Linked DNA regions of Homo sapiens: region 1 is linked to region 2. Evidence: read pairs that join two places in POLR2A ChIA-PET (ENCODE). Cell type or tissue: B cell. All regions are shown on one strand. Each heading gives the region's core, and the rest is flanking DNA. Links, peaks and the distances in the headings are about the cores only.

Region 1 (14,767 bases), core at 8,413-10,912, 83 kb after region 2:
TTAGCGGAGAACTTGACTTAAGACTGCTGAGGGCAAAGCAGCCAGCCCGGCAGGGGTGGGAGGGCTGGACAGCAGAGGGGAGGCAGGATAACCACTGAGCCAGGAACCAGGAGGGGAGGAGCCATCTTATCCACCCAAGGACACCAGAGGAGTGTTCTCTCCAGGAGGCTCCAGGCCTTATAGCCCTGGGTCTTAACCCCTGCCGCAGCCCTCGCTCCAGTGTCTCTCTCCCCAGTCTTTTCATCCCTCTCCATCCCTTTCTTGATCTCCGTACACACTCATACCACCCACCCTCCCTCCCTCTCTTCTCCCACTTCCCCTCTCTCCTTTCTCACCATCTCTCCTCATTATGCCTTCTCTACTCGATCACCCCTTTGCAGAGAAACCTTTCCTCCTTCTTGCTCTTTTCCAGTTGAATTTCCTCGCCCCGTTGTCCCAGGTGGCTGGACATGCAGCAGAAGGGAACTGGGGAGACTCTCGCACTGCCAATCATTTCTCAAAACTCAGGTTCCAGTTTGAGACCCGCCTGGCCAACATGGTGAAACCCCATCTCTACAAAAAATACAAAAATTAGCCGGGCAAGGTAGCGCACCTGTAGTCCCAGGTACTCGGGAGACTGAGGCATGAGAATCCCTTGAAACTGGGAGGCGGAAGTTGCAGTGAGCTGTGATCGTGCCACTGCACTCCAGCCTGGTTGACAGAGCAACATGCTATCTCTAAAACAAACAAACAAACAAAAACTCAGGTTCCCACACCCTCTAAACCCTGCCTGCTCTCAGGCTACAGAGACCTCTCCAGGAGGCTGAAGTGCCCTTACCCCGACCATCTGACCAGCCACCGCCCCATGCCCGTGCCCCACCGAGGGCGGAGGCTGCTCACTGCTCTGTTTTATCTCTGGCCTCTGATCCTGCATTCTTGTGCCAGGGCTTAGACCCAGGGCAAGGTCTTAGACCCAGGGCAGGGGTAGGGTTAAAGGCTTTCAACCCAGGGGCCAGTGCCTTAATTCATGCAACAAATGTTTTCTGGCTGTGTGCTTTATTCATGTGAACCAGGAAAACAGAAAAATATGACAGTGTTTCCAACAGAGGTTTATAAGTGCTATGCAGGGCTGGTGGAAAGAGTAGAAACTGAGAAAGATAAACTTTACCCACTTGAAGGGAAGGAGGGCAATGTTACCAAGAAGGTAACATTTGAGTTGGGTCTTCAAGGATGAATAGGAGTTCGGCATGCAAAGAGAGTTAGAAACCAACTTTTAGGAGTGGGGAGGGGCTCTCATGTGCTACATACAATCTGAGGCACATTATATAAGCCTAATCCCATTTTACAGATTAGAAAACTGGGGCTCAGAGGGTTAACTTGCCCACATTCACCTAACTGTAAATGGCAGAGAAACAGGATTTCAAGTCCATGCCCATCCTATTGCCCCAGCATTCACAGAAAGCAGATGGAGACATTCGTGTGTGAAGCACACAGGTATGAAAAGATGTACCAAGTTTGGTGTGGCTCAAGTACATGGTACCTAAGGGAGTAGGTGAGAGAGAAAGCAGAAGAAAAAGACAGCAACAGGACCCTCAGGACCCTTGGGTGCCAGCTGAGAATGTCTGGAGATTGAATACTTGCTGAATGAAGGAGATGGGACTCAGGCCTGCTGTGTATGATTTTGTGGGCTATGCAGTGCATGGTCATACATGGCACCCTGCTTGGGCTTTATCCCATAGGTAATGAGGATGAGATAGGAAGCGGGACTGCACTCCAGAGGCAGGGCTTGGACACAGGTCCAAACTGAGGACTAGCTAAAACAGGGATGGGGTGGGAGGAGCTTTCCATAAGACACACCCACCAGTGTGACATGTCAGTTTACCATTGCCGTGGCAACACCCAGAAATTACCACCCCTTTCCATGGCAGCAACAACCTAATGACCCAGAAGTTATCACCCTTTTTCTACAAATCTCTGCATAATCTGCCCCTTAATTTGCATGTGTTTAAAAGTGGGTGCAAATATGAGTGTGGAAGCTACTGAGCTGCAGCTCTCAGCACACTGGGGTAGCCCTGCTCTGCAGGAGCAGTCACAGGGCTGTGACACTGCCACCTCTAGAAAGCTGCTTTCTTCTATCACCGCTTGCCCTTGAATTATTCCCTGAATGAAGCCAAGAACCCTCCCAGGCTAAGCCCCAATTTGGGGCTCGCCTGCCCTGCATCAGGGAGACATGTCAGCTGAGGAGTAATTGACCAGATTTCTGCTTTAGAAATATGGCAGTGGAGGCAGGAGATGGCATCTGAGGCCCAGGCTGGGGAGAAGGGTGCTGGGATGAGAACCTGGAGTTCAGACCAGGGAAGGGATGAGAGCCTAAGAAGAGGAGCTCTCACCCTGAGACAGGCTGGTGCAGGAGTCTGCTCGATCCAGGCCTGGGTCCCTGGTTCCCTCTGAGCTTGGGAGGACTATGTGAGACAGAACAGGACCAGGGGCCTGCATTCCCCCTTGTATTATTCATCTTCTCGGGCTGCCATAACAAAATACCATAGACTGGGCAGCTTACACAACAGAAATTTATTTTCTCACAGTTCTGGGGGCTGAAAGTCCAGGATCAGGGTGCCATGATGGCCAGGTTTGGATAAGGACTCTCTTCCTGGTTTGCAGATGGCTGCCTTCTCCCTGTGTGCTCACATGGTCTTTCTTCAGTGTGTGTGCATGGAGAAAGAGATCCCTCTCCCTCTCTTCCCTTTCTTATAAAGCCACCATCCTGCCGGGCACGGTGGCTCATGCCTGTAATCCCAGCACTTTGGGAGGCTGAGGCGGGTGGATCATGCACTCCAGCCTAGGCGACAGAGAGAGACTCCGTCTCAAAAACATAAATAAATAAAATACAATAAAATAAAGCCACCATCCTATCTGATTAGAATCTCACCCTTGTGGCCTCACTGAACCTTAATTACCTCAGAAAAGCCTTATCTCCAAATATAGTCACATTGGGAGTGAGAGCTTCAGCATGCGAGTTTGACGGGACACAGCTCAATCCACAGCACCCATCCAGGCAGAGTCCTGCCCGGTCATGTTCCCCATCCCCACCAAGCTGCAGTCCTGGCCAGGCTGGAGCCCTCAGCCCCAGGAAAGGAGACCCTCGATTTCCCAGGCTCCCAGGGCCAGCCAGGGGCTTCTTTTGTAAGTGTTTCCTGGAAGGCTTTTCAGTGTTCTCCTCTCCCCATCTGGACTAGCCAAGAAAGGCAAGTAGAGCTTGGCTGGAGCAGGCCTGGGGGTCAGGCAGACAAGCCAGGAAGGAGGGAACCAGAGAGGAAGAATGAGGAGGGGGTAGGAGGGCAAGCAACACACACTCATTCATTCACGCATTCAACAAATATGCGCTGCACTCCCAGTGAACTACGCAGAGCCAGGCAGGCAGGGTTGGCCAGGAGCTGGGGGAGGGGCCTACGTGTGCCCCAGGAAGCAATGTTCTCCCCTCCAAGAATTCAGACTTGACACCCTGTGAACACTGACAAGGACATATCCTTAGTTCACTCCGCTCCCATCTATGCATGCACACACATACACACGCATGCACACACACACATGCGTGCGCGCGCACACACACACACACACACACTTGCTTCTTCTGCATCAGGAACTGGAAGCCAGCCAGGTGTGGTGGCTCATGCCTGTAATCCCAGCACTTTGGGAGGCTGAGGCGGGCAGATCACTTGAAGTCAGGAGTTCGAGACCAGCCTGGGAAACAAGGAAAAACCCCATCTCTACCAAAAATACAAAAATTATCCAGGGGCGGTGGTGCATGCCTCAGCTATTCGGGAGGCTGAGGCAGGAGAATTGCTTGAACCCAGAAGGCAGAGGCTGCAATAAGCCGAGATCATGCCACTCTACTCCAGCCTGGGCAACAGAGTGAGACTCTGTCTTAAAAAAGAAAAAAAAAAAAAGAAATGGAAACCTGGGTGTCAGGCAGATCTGGTGGCAGGTCCCTTCTGCCACTGGTTAGCTGCACAGTTTGGGGCAAGTCACTTCTCTGGGCATTGAGCCTCAGTTTCCTCAACTGTAATACCCACCTCACAGAATGAAGTTTGTGGGAAGCCTTATAAATGCACCAGTCATGAATGCACTTCAGAGTCTCTGGGGTGCTGTATAAATGCTCCTTATGGGAAGGGCAGCATATCTGCAGCTCTCTCACTGAGCACTCAATGTGTGCTGAGTGCTGGGCCACGGGAATGAGGGCTCCATGAAGAAAGAGACTCGTCTAGTTCACCACTGAATCCCCAGCGTCTAGAACAGTGCCTGGCACATGGTAGGTCTGTAGTATCTGTTAGAAGCTTTGCCATATGTTAGCTCATTTAATCTTGACAACAACACTACCTAAGTACTATTATTTATCCTCATTTGATGGACATGAAACTGTGGATTCAAAAATTAGGTAAATTTCCCAAGGTTCAACCATAAGTGGCAGAGTGGGATCTGAACCCAGGCAATCTGATCCCATGGCTGCTGATGATAATGATGACGATGGTGATGGAGATGAAAGCAGACATTTGGAGTTTATTGAGCCCAAGGTCATCAAATCCAATACCCTGCCTTCAGGCACACCAGGACAGGGTTGTCTGTCCCTCCTGGTGTCTCTGCCAAATGCCTCTTCTTCCATTGGGGGTTAGGTTCCCCCTCCCACCCTGATCCCTAGCCCCAGGCTACTCAGGAAATTGAAAAAGTCATGCCTCTCTCTTTCTGCCTAGAAGCCAGCACATCTCCCCTGTAATCCCCCACCCAGAATCTTCCATCAGGACCAAGGATCCAAACCAAATGCTCCAAGCAAATTTACCTCCTCCTGCAGTGCTTGAAACCCACTCCTGCCAGAGCAAGTCTCCTTCGTGGACGCCCCATAATGAGACCCAAGGATCCTGGCTGGGAAAGACAGAGACCCCCGGGAAACCACTCTACCCCCAGCTACTTGTGAGTAGATGGGATGGGGAGAAGGGAGGGAAGACAAGCAAAGAGAGAGGGAGACAAAAATAAAAAGTCAGGGCCAGGCACGGTGGCTCACACCTGTAATCCCAGCACGTTGGGAGGCTGAGGGGGATGGATCACCTGAGGTCAGAAATTCGAGACCAGCCTGGCCAACATGGTGAAACCCCATCTCTACAAAAATACAAAAATTAGCCTGGCGTGGTGGTGCACACCTGTAATCCTAGCTACTCGGGAGGCTGAGGCAGGAGAATTGTTGAATCAGGGAGGCAGAGATTGCAGTGATCACGTCACTGCCCTCCAGCCTGGACAACAGAGAGAAACTCCTTTTCAAGAAAATAAAAGACAGGAAAAAAAGAGAAATGGAGAAACAGAAAAAAATAAAAAATAAAAAAAAATAAAAGAGGGCATGGAGAAACAGACCAGGAGGAGGGCCATCCGAAAAGAAGGAAACCCAGAGAGAGAACAGGGCCAGAAGACAGGAGACCCAAATCGAGGCAATCTACAGAGACACATTCCCTCTTACAAAATGGAGAAATAAGTCAGGCCCAGTGGCTCACACTTATAATCCCAGCTCTTTGGAAGGCCGAGGCAGGCGGATCATTTGAGGTCAGGAGTTCGAGACCAGCCTGGCCAACGTGGTGAAACCCCATCTCCACAAAAAAGTACAAAAATTAGCCAGACATGGTAGCACATGTCTGTAATCCCAGCTACTCGGGAGACTGAGGCGGGAGAATCCCTCGAACCCGGGAGGCGAAGGTTGCAGTGAGCTGAGGTCACACCACTGCGCTTCAGCTTGTGACAAAGTGACGGAGACTCCATCTCAAAAAAAAAAAAAATGAAGAAATAGGGCTACTAGGTGCCAAGGGTACAGAGCACAGGAGAAAAGCATCTATGGGCAGTAGGCATTGAAGAGACAGGCAGAAAGCCCCTTGCTACATTTATTCAGTAATCATTCAGTATCTGCCTCAGGCCTCCTGTTTATCTGGCACTGTGCTTAGCCCTTAGAGATGGGGTTGGGACACACTTATGCTAAAAAATTATTTGTTCTTTATCTGAAATTCACACAGAACTAGATGGCCTGTGTTTTTTATTTTCTAAACATGTAGCCTGGAACTACACTGATGAATGAGGTTCCTGACCTCATGGAGCTTATAAAAATGAAGGATAGCCGGCGGTGGCTCATGCCTGTAATCCCAGCACTTTGGGAGGCCGAAGCGGGCAGATCATGAGGTCAGGAGTTCAAAACCAGCCTGACCAACATGGTGAAACCCCACCTCTACTAAAAATACAAAAATTAGCCGGGTGTGGTGGCGGGCGCCTGTAATCCCAGCTACTCAGGAGGCTGAGGCAGGAGAATCTCTTGAACCCGGGAGGTGGAGGTTGCAGTGAGCCAAGATTGCGCCACTGCACTCCAGCCTGGGCAACACAGCAAGGCTCCCTCTCAAAAAAATAAAAAGAAGGCCAGGCGCAGTGGCTCACACCTGTAATCCCAGCACTTTGGGAGGCCAAGGCGGGTGTATCACGAGGTCAGGAGATCGAGACCATCCTGGCTAACACGGTGAAACCCCGTCTCTACTGAAAATACAAAAAAATAGCTGGGCATGGTGGAAGGCGCCTGTAGTCCCAGCTACTCAGGAGGCTGAGGCAGGAGAATGGCGTGAACCTGGGAGGCAGAGCTTGCAATGAGCCAAGATTGCACCACTGCACTCCAGCCTGGGTGACAGAGCAAGACTCCATCTCAAAAAATAAATAAATAAAATAAAAAATAAAGAAAGAAAAAGAAAAAGAGGGACAAAGATACAGAGTAACTGCACTGTGAATGCCTAACTAAATATTCTTCCATTGAGAAGATGCTCAAGGTGCTCTGAAATGAATACTCAGGAGAATTGACCTGCTCAGGGAAGTCAGGGAGGGCTTCCCTGAGGAGGTGATGATGGCTGAGATGAGAGCTGAAGAAAAATCCATTGTCAGGGGGTGTGGAGGAGGGGGCATTGGGAGCATTGAAAGCAGAGGGACCAGCATGTGCAAAGACCCTGTGGTGGAAGGGAATGCAATACAGCCAGTCTGGCTAGCGGCCCCAGAGAGCAAGGGGGTGTGAGGGGCAGGGGGCCTGGTGAGGTCAGCAGGGGCTAGGCCAAGCAGGACCTCCAGCTCATGTTGGGGGCTTTGGTCTTGACCCTTCCCTGAGAGGCCAGGGAAGCAAGAGGCTGACAGGACTCAATTTCCTGGTATTGTAGGAAGAACTGATTGGGGGCCAGGTGCGGTGGCTCATGCCTGTAATTTCAGCACTTTGGGAGGCCAAGATGGGTGGATCACATGAGGTCAGGTGTTCAAGACCAGCCTGGCCAATATGGTGAAACCCCATCTCTAGTAAAAATATAAAAATTAGCCGGGTGTGGTGGCATACGCCTGTAATCCCAGCTACTTGGGAGGTTGAGGCAGGAGAATTGCCTGAACCCAGGAAGTGGAGGTTGCAGTGAGCCAAATTGCACCACTGCACTCCAGCCTAGGCAACAGAGCGAGACTCTGTCAAAAAAAAAAAAAACCTGGCGATTAATAAGCTGAGAATGGCTGTGGAATAAGCAAGGGAAGCAATGGTGGAGGCTACGTCTAGGACCTGGATGGAGGCAGGACAGCAGGGATAGAGTGGAGAGGTACTGCGAGTTAAAATCCACAGGACTTCAAGATGGAACAGGAGTGAGAAGTAGGGGAGGGGGTTATCTAGAAGGACTCCCAGGGTTCCAGCCTACAGGAATGATGATGGAACCCTCTCCTGAAATGCGGAGGGCCAGGAGGATCCAGCTTAGGATAGGGATGAAAACCTGAGTTCTGAGTCAGGGCCCCGTCCCACCCCTCCCATCAGCCAGGCAGGACTCTCTGAGATACCCTCATGAGGACCATCCTCCCAGACAGGGCAGCCAATCATTCTCCCAAGTTGCCAAGATGGAAACCAATGCATGGTGGAGGAGAGGAGGAAGATGAACAGAGAACCACCCACTTTGCCCTGCCTGAAGGGTGGGGGCCGCCTGAGCCCTCAGACAACGTGTTTGGGGGCAGGTGTGTGGGGAGATCCCTGGTGCCTCACCCTCACTTCCTCCATCCACCTCCCCTCCCAAAAGCCAGGCAGCCTTGGCATTATGACAGAGCCTATCTCGCACTGCGGAGGGTCTTTTGTGGTGGCAGGAGAGGGCATGCCTCGGTTCCAGGCAGACCACGGAGTAGTGTCGGGGAGCAGCACGCAGGAAAACCCAGTGATGGGGCAGATTTAAGAGGTAGGGGGAGGCCAGGTGTGGTGGCTCATGCCTGTAATCCCAGCTCTTCGGGAGGCTGAGGTGGGTGGATCACCTGAGGTCAGGAAATCGAGACCAGCCTGGGCAACATGGTGAAACTCAGTCTCTACTAAAAATACAAAAATTAACCAGGTGTGGTGGCGTGCGCCTGTAATCTCAGCTACTCAGGAGGCTGAGGCAGGAGAATCACTTGAACAAGGGAGGAGGAGGATGCAGTGAGCTGAGATCACGCCACTGTACTCCAGCCTGGGTGACAGAGTGAGACTCCATCTCAAACAAACAAGCAAACAAAAAAAGAGGTAGTGGGAGAGGGAGATGGAGAGGGAGAAAAGGGACAGGAGCACAGGACAGCAAGACACAGAAAATGGAAAGATAAGAACCAAATAAGAGAACCAGGACCAGAGGCAAAGGAACCCACAGAAAGACAGAGGCATAGATAGAAAGACGGCTAGCTGGCTGGGGTGGCTCATGCCTGTTATCCCAAAACTTTGGGATGCCGAGGCAGGAGGATGGCTTGAGCCCAGGAGTTTGAGACCAGCCTGGGCAACATGTCGAAGCCCTGTCTCTACAAAAAAAATACAGAAATTAGCTGGGTGTGGTGGTGTACACCTGTGGTCCCAGCTATTCAAGAGGTGGGAGGATCTCTTGATCCCAGAGGTTGAGGCTGCAGTGAGCCATAATCACACCACTGCACTCTAGCCTGGGCGACAGAGTAAAACCCTGTCTCAAAACAAAAACAACAACAAAAAAAAGAAAGTTATCCAAGTGCCAGCTTTTTTTTTTTTTTTTTCTTTGAGACAGAGTTTTGCTCTTGTTGCCCAGGCTGGAGTGCAATGGCGCGATCTCGGCTCACCGCAACCTCCACCTCCCAGGTTCAAGCAATTCTCCTGCCTCAGCCTCCTGAGTAGCTGAGATTACAGGCATACGCCACCACGCCCAGCTAATTTTGTATTTTTAGTAGAGACAGGGTTTCTCCATGTTGGTCAGGCTGGTCTCGAACTCCCGACCTCAGGTGATTCGCTCACCTCGGCCTCCCAAAGTGCTGGGATTACAGGCATGAGCCACCTTGCTTGGCCTCAAGTGCCAGCTTTCTTGTTGCACTGAGCTCTCCTGTCCCAGGAAGGCTTCTGCCACCTGGGCTGTCCTCAGGGACCCCACGGGGCTAGGGTAGGAAGAGTGAAGAGAAAGGCAGGACTGGGCAGAGGACCCTGGTCCCCTTATAAGAAGCCTTCAGCCCTGCAGCCACCCAGGACTGCTTCCTGTTTCCTTTTTTATTCATTTATTCATTCAATAAGCATTCGTTGAGCTCCTACTGTGCACCCGGCTCTGGAGATTCAAGTGTAATTAAATAAGACCAGCATGTGTTTTAGCAAAACAGGGGAACCCAAGAAACAATTGTGAAAAACATTATGCAGGAAATAAACAAGATGGTAGAAAAGTAAGGTTGAGGGAGATTCTTTACCTAGGATGGTCAGGGAAGGACTCTCACGGGAGGTGACATTTGGCTGAAGGCTGGAGGTAGGGGAGCCAGCCTTGTGAAGAGCAGGGGTGAGAGTGATTCGGCAGAGGGAACAGCACGTGCAAAGGCCCTGAGGTTGGCAGCATCACACTAAAGGGGCTGGAGAAACTCGGAGAGAGCTCTACAGGCCAAGGAAGGTATTCAACAGGAGGCCTCTGGAGGGTGTTACACAGGGTCCTAACCAGATGCCTCTCCACTGCCTTCATCTGCCCCTGAGCTCAGGTACATAAGGCCACCACATAAGTGTGTGGTCCCCAGCAGGACCTCACACACTTCCGTCCCCCTCATGTAGGATCATGGCTCTTCTGCCCAGAAACTGCACCCCCTTCCTTCCTTCCTCCCAAATGAAAGCCCCTGGCCTAGCTTCACCTCTCTGGTGCCCGAAGTGCCCCTTCCTATTTAGGTTCCCCTTTTTATCCCACCAGGAGACACTGGGGGAAAGAATACTGCCCTGAGTTCTAATCTGCTTCCACCACCAGTTCATTTACACCTTCCGACAAGCCAGTTCAGGCCCATCGAGGCCTCGGTTTCCCATCTTCATTATGGACCTGCCAGAGAGGAACATGCTGGTCCCAACCCTGCTCTTCTTGGGGATGACCTTTCTCAGCCACAAGATAGAGCCATCTCTTCCCTTCCCCTGAACATGTGCACACATGCGCACACACACACACACACACATGCACACACACACCCTGCTCTCTCCTCTCCAGCCGTGACCCTGCCCTGCTCTCCCCAAAGCCTCCTGTGTGGTCTGCCCCCTCTCCTACCTCCCACCCCAGAACCTTGAGATCTGCCTCCTGGCAGCCTCTGCTCGTCCCCCTTTTACCCCCTCCCTGCCCACCTGCCACTTAGGATTGCACCGACCCTCCTGTCCTCTGCCAGTGTCCCAGGGCTGCTGACTGCAGACAGTACAACTGGAGGCTGGCCCTTCCCTGGCCTGCAGGGCCTTCCCCACTCATTAGAGCCCTAAGAACATCCCCGTGGAGGGGTTTACAAGGCCCATTTGCAGTCTTTTTTTTTTTTTTTTTTTTTGGGGACGGAGTCTCGCTCTGTCACCCAGGCTGGAGTGCAGTGGCACAATGTCGGCTCCCTGCAGCCTCCACCTTCCAGGTTCAAGCGATTCTCCTGCCTCAGCCTCCCGAGTAGCTGGGAATACAGGCACGCACAGCCACACCCAGCTAATTTTTGTATTTTTAGTAGAGACGGGGTTTCACCATGTTGGCCGGGATGGTCTTGATCTCCTGACTTCATGATCCACCCACCTCGGCCTCCCAAAGTGCTGGGATTGCAGGCGTGAGCCACTGTGCCCTGCCCCATTTGCATTCTTAAGACAACCTCCACTCCCCGCCCCAACCCTAAAAATAAGAAACTGTCTCAAAGTTGTTAAAGCCCCAGTTTATATTGTAACATAAACCCCTGTGGGCCTGGGCCTGGGCTGTAGGAATCACCCGCCCCTAAACTCTCCTCTCTTTCAGAGGCAGGTTTGTTTCCACCGCAGCCCCTCCCTCATTGTGAGGCGCTGGGGCTGCCCAGAGACAGTCCTGCGGGCCTTGTCTCCAGAGCAGACCTCGGAAGGCTTTTGGGAGTGGGGGTGGTCACAGATTCTGGGAGCTCGAGTTCTGTGCTGGCCTGGCCTGACCCCTCACAGGGCCGGTGGCCGAGCGGACCAGGGTCACAGAGCAGTCACATGTCACTTTGAATGAGAAGTTTTGAACTGTGGCTGAGAAATGAAGTTGGAAAACAGCTCAGCCAAAGGCAATTGGAGTTTTTTTGTGCTTTTTTAAAAATTTTTTGGGGGGAAAAAATCCTCTATTGTCCGACTAGGCTTCCATGATGCTGGAAAATTGAAATTATTTCCTGGGAAGTCTGGTCTAATTTCCCCTGGGTGGGGTGGAGGCTGAGCTCCCCTCCCCACTGCTCCAACTTAGAAGTTTCTGGTTCTACTCAAGAGACCAGGACCCAGGAGGGAAGCAGAGACCCTGAGCTTTGGCCCTGCCAGGCAGCCCCTGCTCCCCGTCATCCTGCCTCGGGAAGCCCCTATCCCAACCCTTGCAAGTTGCGGAGGCTGTTTCAAGAACCTGGAGATTCCTCATCAGTGTCACTCTCCCAGCAGCCTGGGTCTGCTGGGCGGCCCTCTGGGCTTGTCCCCCACCCACCCTGGCTCTCTACTTGTGCCCTCTGTCTCCTGGACTCCCCACCTCTGTCTCAAGGCTCTCCAGGGCAAGCCGACCGAGGGACAGCTGCAAAACATTTGTGCTGGGGAGCCATTTGCAGCCAGGTGGCTGCCAGGCCTGATATGATGGGAACCCTGGGCCCCAGCCCAGCCCCAGCCCTTCCACTCAAGCCCCAGTGCAGGAACCTCTCTGTCTGCCAAAACCAAGGAAGCCGAGGCGAAGGAAATGACCTTAAGGCTACTCCAGGAGACCAGGGGTCAGGCATGGTCAGCCCCCACTTGACAATCTGCAGCTGAGCTGAGCTCTGAGAATGGGGGGCAGGGTAGGGAGGTGAGGGCAGCGGGTACTGCTCCTAGAGGATGGCATCAGGTAAGGTAGCAAACTGCCCACCCATGCCTCAGTGAGAGGCTGTCCACAGCCAGCCACCCTCTGTAGGCTAATAGAAAGGTTTCCAGGCCACAAGAGAGACGGAGAAGGGAAGAAGGGCTCTCCCCCGCAGCCCCTGCGAAGAGGGACCCCACACACACCTCCACCACTTGCCCTTGGTCTACCCCCGCCTCCTCTCCTGGGGGAGGACATGGAGTGAGTAGAAAGCTTAGGCCTCCAGCCGCAGCAGACCCATCTGTTTCCAATCAGGAGAACAGGTTCCCAGATCATAGAGGACACATGGGGAGGGAGGCCACAGACAACGAGCAGCCCGCCCTTGCTGCAGGACCCCCAAGCCCCTCCCCGAGCGCGGCCCCTGTCCCATTTGGTCTCCTTTCACCCTCCAGATGGGCCTCACACACAGCCACAGGAGGGCCACATGGGGCAGGGAAACCTTAGGGGGTGCAGACCTCCCTTTCCTACCCAATCGTCTGACCACAGACCCAGACTTCTGTCCCTAGTTAGACATTCAACCCACAGAAGAAAGAAGGAAAGGGAAGGAAAGAAAGGGGCTAGAGGGAGGACGAAGGGCTGCCAGCATAAAAAGAGCAAGCGAAGCTTCCAAAAGCCATCAGATCCCAGCTGGATCTTGTTATAAATGAGGAAACTGAAGTCCGGAGAAGGAAGTCTAACAGAACTTAGTGAGCTCAGCCCCAAGCCTGTTCATGCATCATGCCCATATAATGGTCTCCACAACTCTAGATAGGAATTACTACTCCCATTTGACAGATGGGAAAACGGAGGCTCACGGGAGCAAAAGGTCTTACCTGCCCAACCTCACTCAGCTGGTCAGCAGCCAGATCTGCCTGATGCCAGAGTCTGGGCTCCAGGCCGCCCACCAGAAGTGATGGCCGCCTCGACAGCCCAAACCCCAGGGTCATTTTCCCTTCCCCACTGTCTCCAGACTTTGACCAGGTGGGAATCTAGTTCTGGAGAAGTCTGCCCTCCCCATCCAGGGTCTGCCTTGGTTCCCACCCCTTATCCATGCGGCCCCAACCTCAACCTCTGTCTTCAGGCCCAAGGTCAAAGGACACAAGCCTGAGGAAAAAAAGCAGCCTCTCTAGTTATGGCTTAGTGCCAGAGTTTTAATCCTGGCTCTGGACAACCTTGGTGTCTGGGCCTTGACTTCCCCATCAATAAATATACTGGGTTGTCTAAAACTGGGTTGGACAGTGATTCTGTGATTCCCCAACCCTCTATTCCTATCCTCCTGAACAAACCTAGAGGCTTCCCCTTGGCTTGGGTGGTCTTCAGAAAAAGGGTTCTGACCCCAATTTCAGAATTTAGAGCTGGCAAGGGGACCAAGAGAAGGAGGGGACCCAGCCAGCCATGGAAGCCACTAATCTCCATCTTTCCCTGGGGGACTGCACTGCCGCCTCCACTGAAAGCAATTTGTCATGCCCTGAATTAAGTGACTCCAACAAGGGTTTAATTTCAGCTTAATGGCTCTGTTTTTATGTGTAATTAAATACTATAGCATGGCAAAAATATGTTGTTTGCACTTTAGAGACTGTGTAAGGGCCTAGGAAGCCAATCCCACCGAGTTGCTGCTCCCAGGCTCCACCAGCGCCTCCCCCAGTTTGGCTGGAATTGTCCAGGTAGAAGGGAAGGGGGCTGGGGACCTAAGGAAAAGAGGTGGGGGGTGGGGGTGAGGGGTGGGGTGGTCCTGGTGGCGCCTGCTCACTCGGTAGAGCATGTTTCTAATTATCTGCAGCTACTCCCTCCACTTACACTCCCTGACCCCACCCTCCCCAACCCTGGAGCTTCAGATACAAGAGGGGACAGGTCACTCTGGAAGTGAGGATCTAATTAGACCCTTGGTTGGCTGCAGCAGTGTCTGCTCCTCCATGGGTGTGCCCAGAAGTCTGCCCCACGGTCCTGACCCAACATCCCAGAGGCCAGCCTGCCTCCCAGCTCCATTCCACCACATCACCTTGACTTTCTCTTTCGAGGTCAGAGAGGCCTGGAATACAGGGGGAATCTCTGTCAGGTAACACTTCAGGCCATTTACCACACAGCCACATAACAGCCCCCCACACTGGGAAAGAGGACCGAGCAGGCATCCCAAATCCTGCATGCCTCGTAACATTCCTGGAGCAGCTTGGTGGCAGAATGTGGCTCAGGGTACAGCGGGGTTAGGACAACCAGCCTTTTCCTGGAAAGAGGTGGGAGATGGCAGTGGCTGGAACTTCAGGGCCTGAAGAGCAAGCAGGGCCCAGAGGCTTGGCCAGCTCTCCAGAGATTCCCCAACCTGAATCCAAGGCTGGAATCAGTTCAAGTCTCCATTTTTCCTCCCTACTCCCACCCCACCTTCTTGCCAGTGGAAAACCCAGCCCCCAACCCCCAGCCAACATCAGGGCTTGATCTCTATTAGTGAGCTGGGAAATGGAAACCAAATG
Region 2 (14,767 bases), core at 6,753-9,252:
CTGTGTCAAGATGAGGTCACGGACGATTACATCGGAGACAACACCACAGTGGACTACACTTTGTTCGAGTCTTTGTGCTCCAAGAAGGACGTGCGGAACTTTAAAGCCTGGTTCCTCCCTATCATGTACTCCATCATTTGTTTCGTGGGCCTACTGGGCAATGGGCTGGTCGTGTTGACCTATATCTATTTCAAGAGGCTCAAGACCATGACCGATACCTACCTGCTCAACCTGGCGGTGGCAGACATCCTCTTCCTCCTGACCCTTCCCTTCTGGGCCTACAGCGCGGCCAAGTCCTGGGTCTTCGGTGTCCACTTTTGCAAGCTCATCTTTGCCATCTACAAGATGAGCTTCTTCAGTGGCATGCTCCTACTTCTTTGCATCAGCATTGACCGCTACGTGGCCATCGTCCAGGCTGTCTCAGCTCACCGCCACCGTGCCCGCGTCCTTCTCATCAGCAAGCTGTCCTGTGTGGGCATCTGGATACTAGCCACAGTGCTCTCCATCCCAGAGCTCCTGTACAGTGACCTCCAGAGGAGCAGCAGTGAGCAAGCGATGCGATGCTCTCTCATCACAGAGCATGTGGAGGCCTTTATCACCATCCAGGTGGCCCAGATGGTGATCGGCTTTCTGGTCCCCCTGCTGGCCATGAGCTTCTGTTACCTTGTCATCATCCGCACCCTGCTCCAGGCACGCAACTTTGAGCGCAACAAGGCCATCAAGGTGATCATCGCTGTGGTCGTGGTCTTCATAGTCTTCCAGCTGCCCTACAATGGGGTGGTCCTGGCCCAGACGGTGGCCAACTTCAACATCACCAGTAGCACCTGTGAGCTCAGTAAGCAACTCAACATCGCCTACGACGTCACCTACAGCCTGGCCTGCGTCCGCTGCTGCGTCAACCCTTTCTTGTACGCCTTCATCGGCGTCAAGTTCCGCAACGATCTCTTCAAGCTCTTCAAGGACCTGGGCTGCCTCAGCCAGGAGCAGCTCCGGCAGTGGTCTTCCTGTCGGCACATCCGGCGCTCCTCCATGAGTGTGGAGGCCGAGACCACCACCACCTTCTCCCCATAGGCGACTCTTCTGCCTGGACTAGAGGGACCTCTCCCAGGGTCCCTGGGGTGGGGATAGGGAGCAGATGCAATGACTCAGGACATCCCCCCGCCAAAAGCTGCTCAGGGAAAAGCAGCTCTCCCCTCAGAGTGCAAGCCCCTGCTCCAGAAGATAGCTTCACCCCAATCCCAGCTACCTCAACCAATGCCAAAAAAAGACAGGGCTGATAAGCTAACACCAGACAGACAACACTGGGAAACAGAGGCTATTGTCCCCTAAACCAAAAACTGAAAGTGAAAGTCCAGAAACTGTTCCCACCTGCTGGAGTGAAGGGGCCAAGGAGGGTGAGTGCAAGGGGCGTGGGAGTGGCCTGAAGAGTCCTCTGAATGAACCTTCTGGCCTCCCACAGACTCAAATGCTCAGACCAGCTCTTCCGAAAACCAGGCCTTATCTCCAAGACCAGAGATAGTGGGGAGACTTCTTGGCTTGGTGAGGAAAAGCGGACATCAGCTGGTCAAACAAACTCTCTGAACCCCTCCCTCCATCGTTTTCTTCACTGTCCTCCAAGCCAGCGGGAATGGCAGCTGCCACGCCGCCCTAAAAGCACACTCATCCCCTCACTTGCCGCGTCGCCCTCCCAGGCTCTCAACAGGGGAGAGTGTGGTGTTTCCTGCAGGCCAGGCCAGCTGCCTCCGCGTGATCAAAGCCACACTCTGGGCTCCAGAGTGGGGATGACATGCACTCAGCTCTTGGCTCCACTGGGATGGGAGGAGAGGACAAGGGAAATGTCAGGGGCGGGGAGGGTGACAGTGGCCGCCCAAGGCCCACGAGCTTGTTCTTTGTTCTTTGTCACAGGGACTGAAAACCTCTCCTCATGTTCTGCTTTCGATTCGTTAAGAGAGCAACATTTTACCCACACACAGATAAAGTTTTCCCTTGAGGAAACAACAGCTTTAAAAGAAAAAGAAAAAAAAAGTCTTTGGTAAATGGCAAATGAGCGTGTCTTTGTTTTGCAATCCCCCACACCCCACCTGACCGTCCCCTCTCCCCTCCTCCCTGCCCTCTCCCAGGCCTCGTTTCTTAGAGACGCTCAGAACCACAAAGTTGCTCAGGAATGCTCTGAGCCCGTCTGGTGACACAGGACCAAGAGGCTGAAAGGTAGAAGGAAGATGAGGACAGGAGGTCCATCTTGCAAATACCCTTCCAGAGTTCAAGGGATAGGCCCCAAGCCTGCACAGTCAGCACTGAACCGGACATGCTGATCCTACTGCAGCTTTGGGAAGGCCAACTTTTCCGGGTAACCTCGATACCTGGGGACTCTGCATTTAGCAGCTCTTGCACAGTAGCCTGCTCACCTGTCCCAGCTCAGACCAGAACTAGAGCCCTTAACCTTTTGTCAGCCCCTTAGACTCTGAAAGCTGGGGTTTGGAGGGAGGGCCTTTCTGTGGGCTTGGAGACCACAGCATACTGGACTAGGGGTCAGGGATGAGACCCTTTGCTGGCATGAGAGCTGGAACCACCCATGATCCTCTCTGCTAGCCACTGTAGCAGCAGTGGCCTCCGTGGTGTATGTCATAGTCCCTTCCTGCTGGTACAACAAAATGCCACCGATGGAGTAATTTACAAACCATAGAAATGTATTTCTCACAGTTTTAGAGGATTGGAAGTCCAAGATCAAGACGCCAACAGATTCAGTGTCTGGTGTGGACTCTCTCTGCTTCCGAGATGGGGCCTTGCCATGCCCTCTGGAGGGGACAAACACTGTGTCCTCATGTGGTAGAAGAGTGGAAGATCACAATGAGCCTAACTAGTTCCCTCCTGCTCTTTTATTGCTATAAGGGCATTAATCCCGTTCACAAGGGTGGAGCCTTCATGACCTAATCAACTCCCAAAGGCCCCCCCCAACTTCTCATACCATTGCCTTGGGGTTTATGTTCCAACCATATGAATGTCGGAAAGATACATACATTCAAACCATAGTGTGGATACTGACTGTGGAGGAGCAGGGAGAGAGGGACAGACAAAGGCCCCCACACAGGCCAGGTGTCCGTGTCATTTCGTGCCTTGGTGCCACCCAGAGCCGTGACTTCTGCAAGCCAGAGAGCAGGTCAGTCCAACCTACAATGCGTCAAGAGGGGTCTGAAGGACCCAGAGCTGCAATAGCTCTGGGCCGTGGGGAGCTAGAGGGAGGGCTGAGGCACTCACGCAATAGGTGATTCCATCCATTTCCCCAAGTGGAAAGAGCCTCGTTGAAAATGGAGCTGCCTGGTAATGACACCCATTCGCTCATCTCGCAAGCACGTGACATTACCCTCCTCCGAGAGATGCACTGGGCTGGAAGGTTTTTAACAAGATTTGTCAGCTGGTCTCCAAGCCGGGAATTGGCGCCCTGAGAGGAATGAGCCTGGCACGGATGCAGTCAGCGTGGAGCGGCGTTTGCAGCAATGGCATTAAATATTAAAAGGCACAGCTGCGACTGTGTGCGTGAGCGTGTGGCCAGGGGGCAATGCCAGTGTGCGTGTGTGTCCCCGAGGGGAACCTGCCGGAGCGCATGTGCGTGTGGAGCCCGCTGGTGTGGACATCCTAATGAGGTTACAGATGGGAAAACAACCCTCGGTTCCTGAAGGGGAAGAATGTAACAGAGCAGTCATGCAAAAGGCAGCCAGGCCAGCCGCACAAATGCGCCCCCTCAGCTGCAGATACATTTTTCTAGAATAACTGGACATCTCCAAATATTTACAGAGAAAACAAAACCCCCAGCAATGTCAATTCCCTCGAACTGCTGTGTCTCAGAAGTTCTGACCTCGGTTCAGTGCTGGCCTGATCCCTGCTCCCTTGCCCGAGGCTCTCATGTGCCCATCTTGAGCTTGGGGTGACCCCTGGGAAGAAGGAAAAGGCCCCCTGGGAGGCCCACCCAGGGCTTCTCTCTTCTTTTCTTACCTGCTTCATACATCTGAACCCTCTTCCCAGGTTCACAGCCAATAAGCCTTCTCCAGTCACCTGAAATTTCCTTTTCATTTCATCCCCAGGCCCTCATCTCCCTCATCCTTGCTGGCTGCAACCCCAAGCCAAGCCCAAGGTATTCCCAGGCCACAGGTCTTCCCTTTCAGCTAGAAGCACCACACCTTTCTCATCACAGACTCACAGAGCTCCAAGGGACCTCAAAGATCAGCTGGGCCAATCCCCCAGTCATTTTCTAGATGGTGAAACTGAGGCCCAGCGGGGAGAAGCTGACTTGCCTGAAGAGGCGTGGCAATGCAGGGATATTGGTTAAACTTGCTTTGGAAGCCTGAGCGTCTGGCAGGGTTGCAGGAGGGTGTGGGGGAGAGCAGAGACTCTGGAGCTCTGCCGACTTTGAATCTCATCTCTACTGCTTCCCAGCTATGTGACCTTCAGCTGTTGCCCAACTGGTCTGAGTCTTGGGTTTCTCAACTGCAAAATGGAGAGGATTTGTGTAAACAGTTAGCACAGTGCCTGGAATGTTGAGTGTGGTGGTGAGGAAGAGGGACTTTGCAGCCAGACTGCCTGGTTTGAACCCCGGCTCCACTGCCTGGGCTGGTTACTTAGCCTCCCTGTACCTCAGTTTCTTAATCTGTATAATGGGGATACTAATGGTACCTATGTCCTAGGATTGTTGTGGAAGGCAACGAATCCATATATGTAAAATGCTTAGAAAAACTTACATATGTGTTGTTGGTAATCTTTAGGAGATGTTTAAGAAACGGTAACTTAAAAAAAAAAGTTGCTAACCACAAGGAAACCAAATTCAATTCCTTAGCCCATTTCCATCCCCACAGAATTTATAATTCAAGCTGGAAGGCAATTTAGAGATGAGTGAATCTGGCCTTTCCATCCATTGCATGGTGAGTCAACTCGTGCTCTGAGAGGGAAGCAACTAGCCTGAGGTCTCTTGGGAGGTCTTTGCAATGCTGGAACTTTAACCTAGTTCCCTGGGCTCCTAACCAGAGCTCTTCCCACCAGACCCTGCTGGGCTCACGGGAACATCCCTGCACATCCACCGTGGCACCCGCCCTCATCCCACGCTGTCTCGTTCTCTCCGGCAGGCACCGTTCATCTTGTCCTTTGATTAGGTCCTTAAGGAGAACCTCCCTTCTCCCCTTTAAATAGTTCCTGTCCTTATCACTGAGTCTGGAGAATGAATGAAATATAAAAGAAATATGGCAGCGGTCCCAAAGGAAATCAGGCAACTGATCTTTTTAAGAAAGGAAGATGGGCCGTCTTCTCTGGGAATGGTTCTCAGTTACATGTCTTTGTTGAGGGTGAACAGTTGGAGGAAAAGAAACAGACCTAAAGGGATTGTGGGGGGAATTAAGGCAAAGGAGATGGGGGAAAGGCAGGGGGAAGATGGGGCAGGAATGGGTTTTAGGGAATATACACTGGGGGCGGGACTTGAAGCAAATCTTCAGTGGGTAGTTAGATGTCCCATCCTGCATGCACACACATGCATGTGCACACACACACACACACACACACACACACACACACACACACACATAGAGCCTCCCCAGGTCTCCCAATCTCAGGTGAGGAGAAGGGGGCTCTATTAGTCTTAGAGACAGGTGGGCCCATGGCCTTCTTTGCAGAGAAGATGGTTAGAATCGGTCATGTGTCTCTGGTCTGAGACCCTAGAGAAACTCCAAGGAGAATAAAAAAGGTTGGGGGGGGGCCTCTCCCTCAACTCAAAAGAGCAACCCTATCAGGCTTCAGAAAAGCAAGCCCTCCTAGCACTCCAACCCACGGGAGCAGCTGTCTGAGAAGTCCCAACTCCTCCAGCAGCCACCCCCTCTGTTCCTTCACTTCTCTTGGGCCCAGGCAGAGACACAGACAGGAGTCTGTGTGCAGAAAAAGCTCCCCAGGCCCTTTTCTGTGGAGAGCTGCTCCAGACTAAGCGAATCTCAGCTGATCTCGTGCGAAATCAGAAACGCCAGGATGTGTATTCCCCACGGGCTCCTCTCTTTGTGTCTGTGCATGACCCAATTCAGACTCCTCTGCCGCTGTCAGATTCTCTCCTGCCCATATTCACTTTGAGGATGGATATAACCTTATTTTTGTGTGTTGTTCACTAACCCCAGGGACTTCGCTAGCTGGGCTGTCCTACGTGGTACAGTAACCACCACATAGTGTGGCCTCCAGGTTCTCATCTCTGGGTAAATAAACATCTCCGCACAGGCTTGGCCAGCTCTGGACTGGCTCAGTTCCTGCATGATGCAATAGGTCTCCAGGTCACATATCCGTGCCCACTAGCAAGAGGGAAGGTAAGGAGATGGTTCTTGCCCTGAAGTCCTCTTGTTCCTGTGTCAGAGTTTATTTAGGACAGAATAGTTTATATTTGCTCCAAGTAAATAATATCTGACATTGGGAAGCACAGCAGATGCAGCAGATGAGATGCCCCCAAACCATTTCCCAATGTTTAAAAAGAGGCCTGGAAAGGACAAGCTCATTGATCTCATTTGGTTTATGAAACTGCACTCAAGTGACTGAAGCAGAAACCTGACCACGTGTAAAGACTGAATGGCTCAATCTGCTTCCCAGGCCCAGAGGGTGTTTTCTGTGGCCTGGCCCAGGCCTATGGTGAAGCCGGTGCTAGGGGGTCACCTATGTGGGAGCCAGCTCTGCCTCCTGCCCCGAAGCTCCAGAGACTTCTCCTACAACTGACTCTCTGGACACGCCCTCTTGCTTGCACTAGTATCTCTTACCTGCCACCTGCCCTCCTCCACACACCCCGATTTCAGGGAAGCTCAGCTGCTGAGAGTGCTATTGACAACCTCTGGACTTGGAAATCAGGAGGAAGGGAATGGGAAGAATGGTGGCAGCTTTGTGCCTGGGCTGTTCAGGAAGACATCCCTCTGCCTTTGTTCTCCAGGGCAAGACACAGGGCTAGACACGCCGGAATCCTTAAATCCTTTGTCAAAAGCAGAACTGGGATTTTCGTCCAAGGACTACACCTGTCCTGTCCTCAGCCTCCTTCTCAGTTGCCCCCCTCCCACCCATGCTCATCAGAGCCGAACCCTGAGGAAACCATGGACCGAAAGACCTTGTGAGCTTTTGTTGCTGGGAGTGTCAGAGGCTGGGAGACAGAAGGTATGAGAGATGAGATGCCATGGAAGGGATGGCAGCGATCACAGAGGCTGGGGGGCAGAGGAAAGAGACGTTGAAGAGGTGGAGGGGTAATGAACCTAGGCGGGAGACAGGCTAACATTTACTAAGTGCCCGTGATGCACCAAGGACTAGGCTAGCTATACAACCTTTCATTGAATTCTTATGACAACAGAGAAGGAAACAGGTTTAGAGAGCTCATGTAACTTACCTGTGGTGACACAGCTAGCAACTTTATTAAGATTTTGTTACGTACTATACACTGTATTAAGCATCAGTATCTTATCTCATTTAATCCCCACAACAACTCTACTAGAGTCTCATTTAATAAATGAGGAAACTTAGGCTCAGAGAGGTTAAGTAACTTTATCAATGTCACACAGCTACTAAGTGATTTCAACCAGTTCTAGCTGCCTCCAAATTTCTTGCTTTAGTCACCCTACTTCACCGTTCAACTAAACAGCTGTTTAATACCAAATATTTCTGGAGCCCCTACTGAGTGCCAGGCACTGTGCTGTGTCCAGCCAACATCTTTCAAACCCTGCCAGACACAGAGCTCTGACCTGGGAGAAGGGAGAATCAAATAACAAAGACACAGCCCCCACCTGCCAGGGGCTGTGACCCCCACAGCTGGGCAATAACCAGGTCTTTGCTGCTCCACAGTACCTTGTCCCTGCTTCTCCCCTCTAGGCCCTGCTTCTTACCTAGGCTTCCTCCATGGGCTAGCCCTGCAGATGACTGAGAGGGCTGAGATGGCTTTGCCACAGACTAGTCACTGGGCAATATGGGCAGGTCACCTCCCTTTTCTGGGCCTCCAGCTCCCCAGCTGTACAATGAGGTTGCTGGACCAAATCATTTCTACCCATCGCCTCCAGCTCTGACTTGCTATGGGTGCCTTGTCTGGGCAGAGTCTGGGAGGCCAGTGCTCAGCGGGGTAGGGCTCTGGGCATGTTGATGCTTGCACGAGGTGCAGGGCAAGTGTGTGAGGGGCTGAGGAAGCTGCTCCACCCCCAGCTGTGGTTTCTGGTGGGGCCACCATGGCAGCAGGTGGAGGGAAGTGTTTGTCACCCTTCCAACAAAGGCAGTCAAACAAAAGCCTCCCAGGGCACCATGGGAATAGGCGGCAAGGGCGCCAAAAATAAAACACACTTCTCCTTTGATAGGCATCGGTGGCAGGCATAGGCAGCTGCTAAGGGAGTCTGTCCTTGGGGTGGTGAGGAAAGGGTTCAGATTTCGTGCCCAAGAACACTCACACTCACAAGAGCTGTCCCACCTCACAAACAGCCCACACATACAGATGCTCAATATTCACACAAGAAACACCACCGCACACATCACACACACACACACCAACACAGCAGTCACACAATCAGCATACACATATACACATACAAATAGAAAACTTGCCCCCATACAAGACCAGCTTCATGGGCCGCGACCTGCACAGTCACTCTGGGCCCTGCACTAAGGCCCTGCACTAAGGCCCATGCTGGGTATAATGCTTTGCTGCCTGCACTTTGAAATTCTTAATTATTTTTAAACAAGGGGCGCAGCATTTACATTTTGCAATGGGCCCTACAGGTTCTGCAGTTGCTCCTGTGGGTGTGCACTCATGAGAGCGTTCACTACCTGCTTAAGCATACCTTTTAACACTTTTACACTGTTGATGGGAGTGCAAATTAGTTCAACCATTGTGGAAGACAGTGTGGTGATTCCTCAAGGATCTAGAACCAGAAATACCATTTAACCCAGCAATCTCATTACTGGGTATATACCCAAAGGATTACAAGTCATTCTACTATAAAGACATATCCACACGTATATTTATTGCAGCACTATTTACAATAGTAAAGACTTGGAACGAACCCAAATGCCCATCAATGATAGACTGGATAAAGAAAATGTGGCACATATACACCATGGAATACTATGCAGCCACAAAAAGGAATGAGATCGTGTCCTTTACAAGGACATGGATGAAGCTGGAAACCATCATTCTCAGCAAAATAACACAGGAACAGAAAACCAAACACCACATGTTCTCACTCATAAGTGGGAGTTGAACAATGAGAACACATGGACACAGGGAGGGGAACATCACACACTGGGGCCTGTCAGCGGGTAGTAGGGGGCAAGGGAAGGGAGAGCATTAGGACAAATACCTAATGCACGAGGGACTTAAAACTTAGATGATAGGTTGATAGGTACAGCAAACCACCATGACACATGTATACCTATGTTACAAACCTGCACATTCCGCACATGTATCCTGGACCTTAAAGTAAAATTAAAAAAAAAAAAATCCTACCTATATAGACAAGAGTGCATCCGCTACACACATACACACAGATGCACAAACACATGCATGCCACAAATGCAACACCCACACAAACAGCAATAGCCCCCCATGTTCACGCGCCAAAGCACACACATTGATACCCAGAAGGGGTCCAGACGCTCACAAGCAACGCTACAACATGCAGCCTATGCCCTGCAGCCTGCTGACACAATTCAATTGACTTAACATTGGGGGCAGCAGAACAATGTGAAGGGAAGGGGCTTGGAGAGAAAACAGGTTCATGTCCTCCACCTGCAAACATCTCCCACCTCTCTCTTCGGCCCTGGGCTCACCCACCCCACTCAGCGGCTGGGACCAGAAGAAAGGGAGAGCCAGGGAGGTGGGCGCATGGACGGAAAGGGGACAGGGATGGAGGTGGAGAGGGAGAGAGAGAGGGCAAGAAAGAACGGGTGGGGAGTGGGGGCAGGAACTGAGTCCCCAGGTGAGCTGGCCCCAGCAGTGGTCTCATAAGAGCTCAGAAGGTCTTGGACCCAAAGCAGTAAGAACAATGCCCCTGTGCTCCCCGCAAGCACAGGGCGGTCCCGCCCTCAGAGTCAGTCAGAGGATGCCCACCTCCCTTCTTACTAGCTACACAGCCTTGGGCACGCCGTGTAACTCCGGGCCTCAGCTTCCTCCTTTGTGGAATGGGATAGCCAATTCTACATTGCAGGGTGGCAAGGCACACACAGACACAACACCTCCTGGATTCCTGCAGCAATCAACAGCTCGTCTCGTGATCAGGCCTGCAATCTGATTCTTGGCACAGGAACTCCAGACCCCCTCATTACAGCAGACATTTGGAACGCGTTTATTTCCCATCTTCTCCTGGTCTCACTTCACACCTCACAGCCAGGTACAAGCACAGAGGTGGATGTAATTCATGGCCTCATGGCCACCATCACTTCAGGGACCTTCAGGATCCTGCAGCCCCATCCTGCCCCACCCCCTACCCAAACCAAGCAGGACTCCAAGGCCTGGAAATTTTTCTTCCTCCTCTATTCTTTTTTTTTTTTTTTTTTTTTTTTTTGAGACGGAGTTTCACTCTTGTTGCCCAGGCTGGGCAATGGCGCGATCTCGGCTCACCACAACCTCCGCCTCCAGGGTTCATGCCATTATCCTGGCTCAGCCTCCTGAGTAGCTGGGACTACAGGCACCCACCACCATGCCCGGCTAATTTTTTGTATTTTAAGTAGAGACAGGGTTTCACCGCGTTAGCCAGGATGGTCTCGATCTCCTGACCTCATGATCTGCCCGCCTCGGCCTCCCAAAGTGCTGGGATTACAGGTGTGAGCCACCGCGCCTGGCCTCCTCCTCTATTCTTTACCCCCAACCTGTATTCTCCACCCCCAACCCTAACCTTCCTAATTTATTTATTTATTTATTTATTTATTTATTTATTTAGAGACAGAGTCTTGCTCTGTCGCTAAGGCTGGAGTGCACTGGCTCACTGCAACCTCTGCCTCCCAGGTTCAAGTGACTCTCCTGCCTCAGCCTCCCGAGTAGCTGGGATTACAGGCATGCGCCATCACGCCCAGCTAATCTTTGCTTTTTTTTTTTTCTTTTTTTTGACAGAGTCTCGCTCAGTCGCCCAGGCTGGAGTGCAGTGGCACGATCTCGGCTCACTGCAAGCTCCGCCACCCGGGTTCACGCCATTCTCCTGCCTCAGGCGCCCGAGTAGCTGGGACTACAGGCGCCCGCCAATATGCCCAGCTAATTTTTTGTATTTTTAGTAGAGACGGGGTTTCACTGTGTTAGCCAGGCTGGTCTCGAACTCCTGACCTCTAGTGATCCGCTCACCTCGGCCTCCCAAAGTGCTGGGATTACAGGCATCCCTATTTAAAATTGTCCCAGCCTCTGTCCCTTCCCTGAAAACCCCATCATTCTGTTAGGTGATACCAGATTCTTAAAGAGTGATTCGGGAAAAACGAATGGGCCCTAAGGGGCATGCCAGTGTGCCCCATTCCAATTACAGTCACCCACAGGAGAGAGGAAAGGTCGTCCAAGTGGCCACCAACAAGAAACTATTTCATCAGATTTCTTTTTTGTTTGTCTGTTTGAGACGGAGTCTCACCCCGTCACCCAGGCTGGAGTGCAGTGGCGCGATCTCGGCTCACTGCAACCTCTGCCTCCCGGATTCAAGTGATTCTCTTGCCTCAGCCTCCCAAGTAGCTGGGACTACAGGCACGCACCACCACATCCAGCTAATTTTTGTATTTTTAGTAGATACAGGGTTTCACCATGTTGCCCAGGCTGCTGTCAAACTCCTGACCTCATGATCCGCCCACCTCAGCCTCCCAAGGTGCTGAGATTACAGGCGTGAGCCACTGCGCCCGGCCTATTTCTTCAGATTTCTTATAGGACATAAGTCACTCAGATCCCCTCACAGGCTTTCTGTCAACTTACTGAGAGGGAAACTGAGTCAAGGAAGAGTGAAGTGACTTGGGTGAGCAGCAGAGTTGAGGGTTGTGGTCTTTCTGATGTGCAGTCTCCATGAGACCAGATCCAGAACAATCCATGCCCCACCGCACTAGCACACAGCTGGTTCCCATTCCCCAGGCGTGGGAAACAGCCGGGCTGGTTGGAGGCCTGCCAGGGTGGGAGGTCTGGTCACCAGGTGCCCCAGGACAGGGAGGAGGGGGCAAAGCAGGGGGTCCGGCATTCAGATTCCCATACTGGTCTCACCGTTTATCATCCGTGTGACCTTGACAAGTGCCTTCTCCTCCCTCGATGCAGTTTCCCCGTTTGAAAACAGGTGTGATGTTGTTAAAACCTCCCTGGAGTGTTACATTAAACGAGGTAGTGGATGTACAGCTCTTCGTAAAGTGTAAAGTGATAGAGAGGGTAACAATAGACACTCTTCCATAACAATAGCTGGAATAATCGCCTCTGCTGTGGGGACCTCAGTGGCTAGTTTAGGGGTCATCTTTCCCCGTGAGATGAGGAATTACTCCCCTGTGACACACGAGGACAGAAGGCATTTGCTTTGGTTACAGAGTGAGGGGACTGGCATTGCTGAGCCTGTGTGCTCCCACGTCACGTGGTCCCTGGCAGGTCCCCACTTTGCCCCTGTCTGACCAAAGCTCCTCCCAGGAAGGGAGACTTTAGGCCCCAAACTTAGCAGGTCCAGACCAACTCCTGATTGGCTGGCCTAGCCCAGTGCCTGGCACATCATAGGTCAAAACATGCTCGTGGAATAAATGCTCATGAATGGCGAATGTGGGGTCTTCCCACACCCTTGACTCATAAGTTTAAAATCTACCCAAAAACCCCAGCATTGCAGAGACATGCCCAGGCAGACAGGCCCCTCTGTGGAAAGAGCTGTTTGTCATGGCTAAAGGTAAGGGCCCCATTTCAGACACTGTCCTGGAAGAGTCCCAGACAGTCAACAGATGACCCTGCCTTTTAACATCCACCCCATCCCTGCCAAGCACAGGGTCCCGGGCTCTGACGCAAGCACCTCTGCAAATAGATGTCGTTTCCATGGGAACTGAAACCCCAGTTTGTTTTTCCCTCCAAGGCACTCTGTAATTTCCAGCACAGTCTGTGCAACGTCAGCCTGGTAACCTCGTGCTGAGCTGTTCTCCGGGTCTGTGTCCAGCACAGGGAGCTGAGCTGACCTAGAGAGGTCATGGCAAGACTGTGCTCCCAGAAGGGCCTCCAGAGTTCGTGGGCACCAGCCCCTGCCTCCCCCCTGCAGAGGGGTACCCAGTAGATAGGTGGAGTCAGAGACGAGTCCTTGAACCTCCCTAAGGGAGGCCTGGGGGGTTAGGGGGGAGTGGAAGGACGGGGGCTCATTTCCAGTAAGAAGTGGGAGGGAAGGAAAAGGTCTCAGTCTGGAAGCCTGGGCCCCAGGGAGGGCGGGCGATGGGTAACAGATGATTTCTGGCTGCTAGAGGAGGGTGTGCTCTCAGCAGTTGGATCATTAGCCTCTATTGTCTGAGCCTCCGTGAGGAAACAGCCGTGGAAGCAAAAGCAGAGGCGAGAAGGACTTGGGGAGATGGAGGCGGAAAGGAGGGGGAGGAGGTTAGCGGACGAGGCAACGATGAACTTTAAGGACAAGATGCCAAGAGGACGGAGGAGGGGCTGCCGTGCCAGAAGAGTGCTGCCCCCTGTCCCCAGCACCATTCAAGCTTAGGGCCTGGGGAGGCAGGTCCTTTCCTGCTCCAGCCTTGAGATGACCAAGGCCCCAGCCAACACCTTGATGGCCGCCTGTGAGAGACCCAGAGCCGAGGACCCAACAGAGGCCCAGGCTGCAGCTGACATGCTCCGGAGTCCTTCCATCTGCCACGGGGAATGGACAAAGTGTTCCTCCAACCCCTCGGGGTGGCCTAGGGGCCCTCAAGGACCCCAGAAGGGGAGTCTGAGGCCAGAGTGAGAACCGGGATGCCTTTGAACTAGCTCTTTGGCCCCTCTCTCTCTCTTTCTCAGTGCCCTCAACAATAACACCTGCTCTCATGCTTCCAGGGCACTGTGGGCGAGGTGAGGACTCCGGTGTGAAAGTGCGACTGCCAGAGCCTGGCTGTTGTTACTACTACCCATGGGGGGGCCCTGCCCGCACCTCCCACCCCTCCACCGTGTCCCGAGCCACAAGGCAGAGTGACTGCCTCTCTTCAGCCACAGTCCCTGGGTTATTCAACAGCGGCTACCAGGACAGGCAGCCAAGGCCCTAAAGAAAGGGAGAGTAATGCTAGGAGGGAAACAGGACATGGCAGGCAGCACCCTCTCCCCAGACTGGCATCCATTGCCACTGCTTCCTGGGGGCCCTGTAGCCTGGTGGCCCCATACCCTGGCCCTCATACTCTAGCCCAGCCTCAGCATCTCAGGCCACCTCCCCACTCCACCTTGCGGTTAACAACAACAGTCAAACCACTGACCTGATTTTCTGCAGAGAGGAAAAGATAATAGGGCACCTCGGTGCATGTTCGCATGCACACACACACAAACACAGACACACACACACATGCACACACATACATGCATGCACACAGACATGCACGCACACACTCATGCATTCACACGCGTACACTCGCACACATGCACACACACACACACGCACGCATGCACACACCCCCACTCAATGGAAACTTTCTCTGTCTCCTTGACAGGAACCCAGCCCTGCCAGGGAGCTTCCTCAGGTAGAAAGTTCAGTGTTTATCTGCGGTTGATCAGAGGCCCGAGTTGAGTTCCTGGAGCCTCCCTGGGTGAGCACCGCCGGCCTGACCTGCCTCCCCTGCCCAGGGACAGTGCCTCTGGCCTGTCTAG

The links. ChIA-PET counts read pairs that join two places held together with the same protein. Peaks named below come from ENCODE experiments on the same cell type or tissue, not always from the same donor. Only the 100,000 strongest peaks of a DNase experiment are listed, where the experiment ranks them.
Region 1: POLR2A ChIA-PET joins it to region 2 with 8 read pairs; 25 of 35 experiments call an interaction of 5 or more read pairs at or near these places.

The regions. Positions count from the first base shown.
Region 1 is chr17:40,459,833-40,474,599 of GRCh38, reverse strand. No RefSeq gene overlaps it. Among named protein-coding and RNA genes, the nearest start is that of IGFBP4, 24 kb to the right of the region's middle. RefSeq lists enhancers at 2,042-2,931, 2,932-3,823. In B cell, for the core only: no CTCF peak of the experiment used is centred there; no DNase peak of the experiment used is centred there.
Region 2 is chr17:40,541,046-40,555,812 of GRCh38, reverse strand. CCR7 (C-C motif chemokine receptor 7) reads left to right here. Exons shown (of 3, transcript NM_001838.4): 3 at 1-2,044. The coding sequence ends at 1,071. Among named protein-coding and RNA genes, the nearest start is that of CCR7, 17 kb to the left of the region's middle. RefSeq lists enhancers at 1,940-2,059, 2,150-2,209, 8,023-8,262, 12,686-12,855, 13,136-13,265 and a silencer at 8,413-8,462. In B cell, for the core only: no CTCF peak of the experiment used is centred there; DNase peaks (open chromatin) are centred at 7,332 and 8,182; H3K4me3 peaks cover 733 bases; H3K27ac peaks cover 1,920 bases.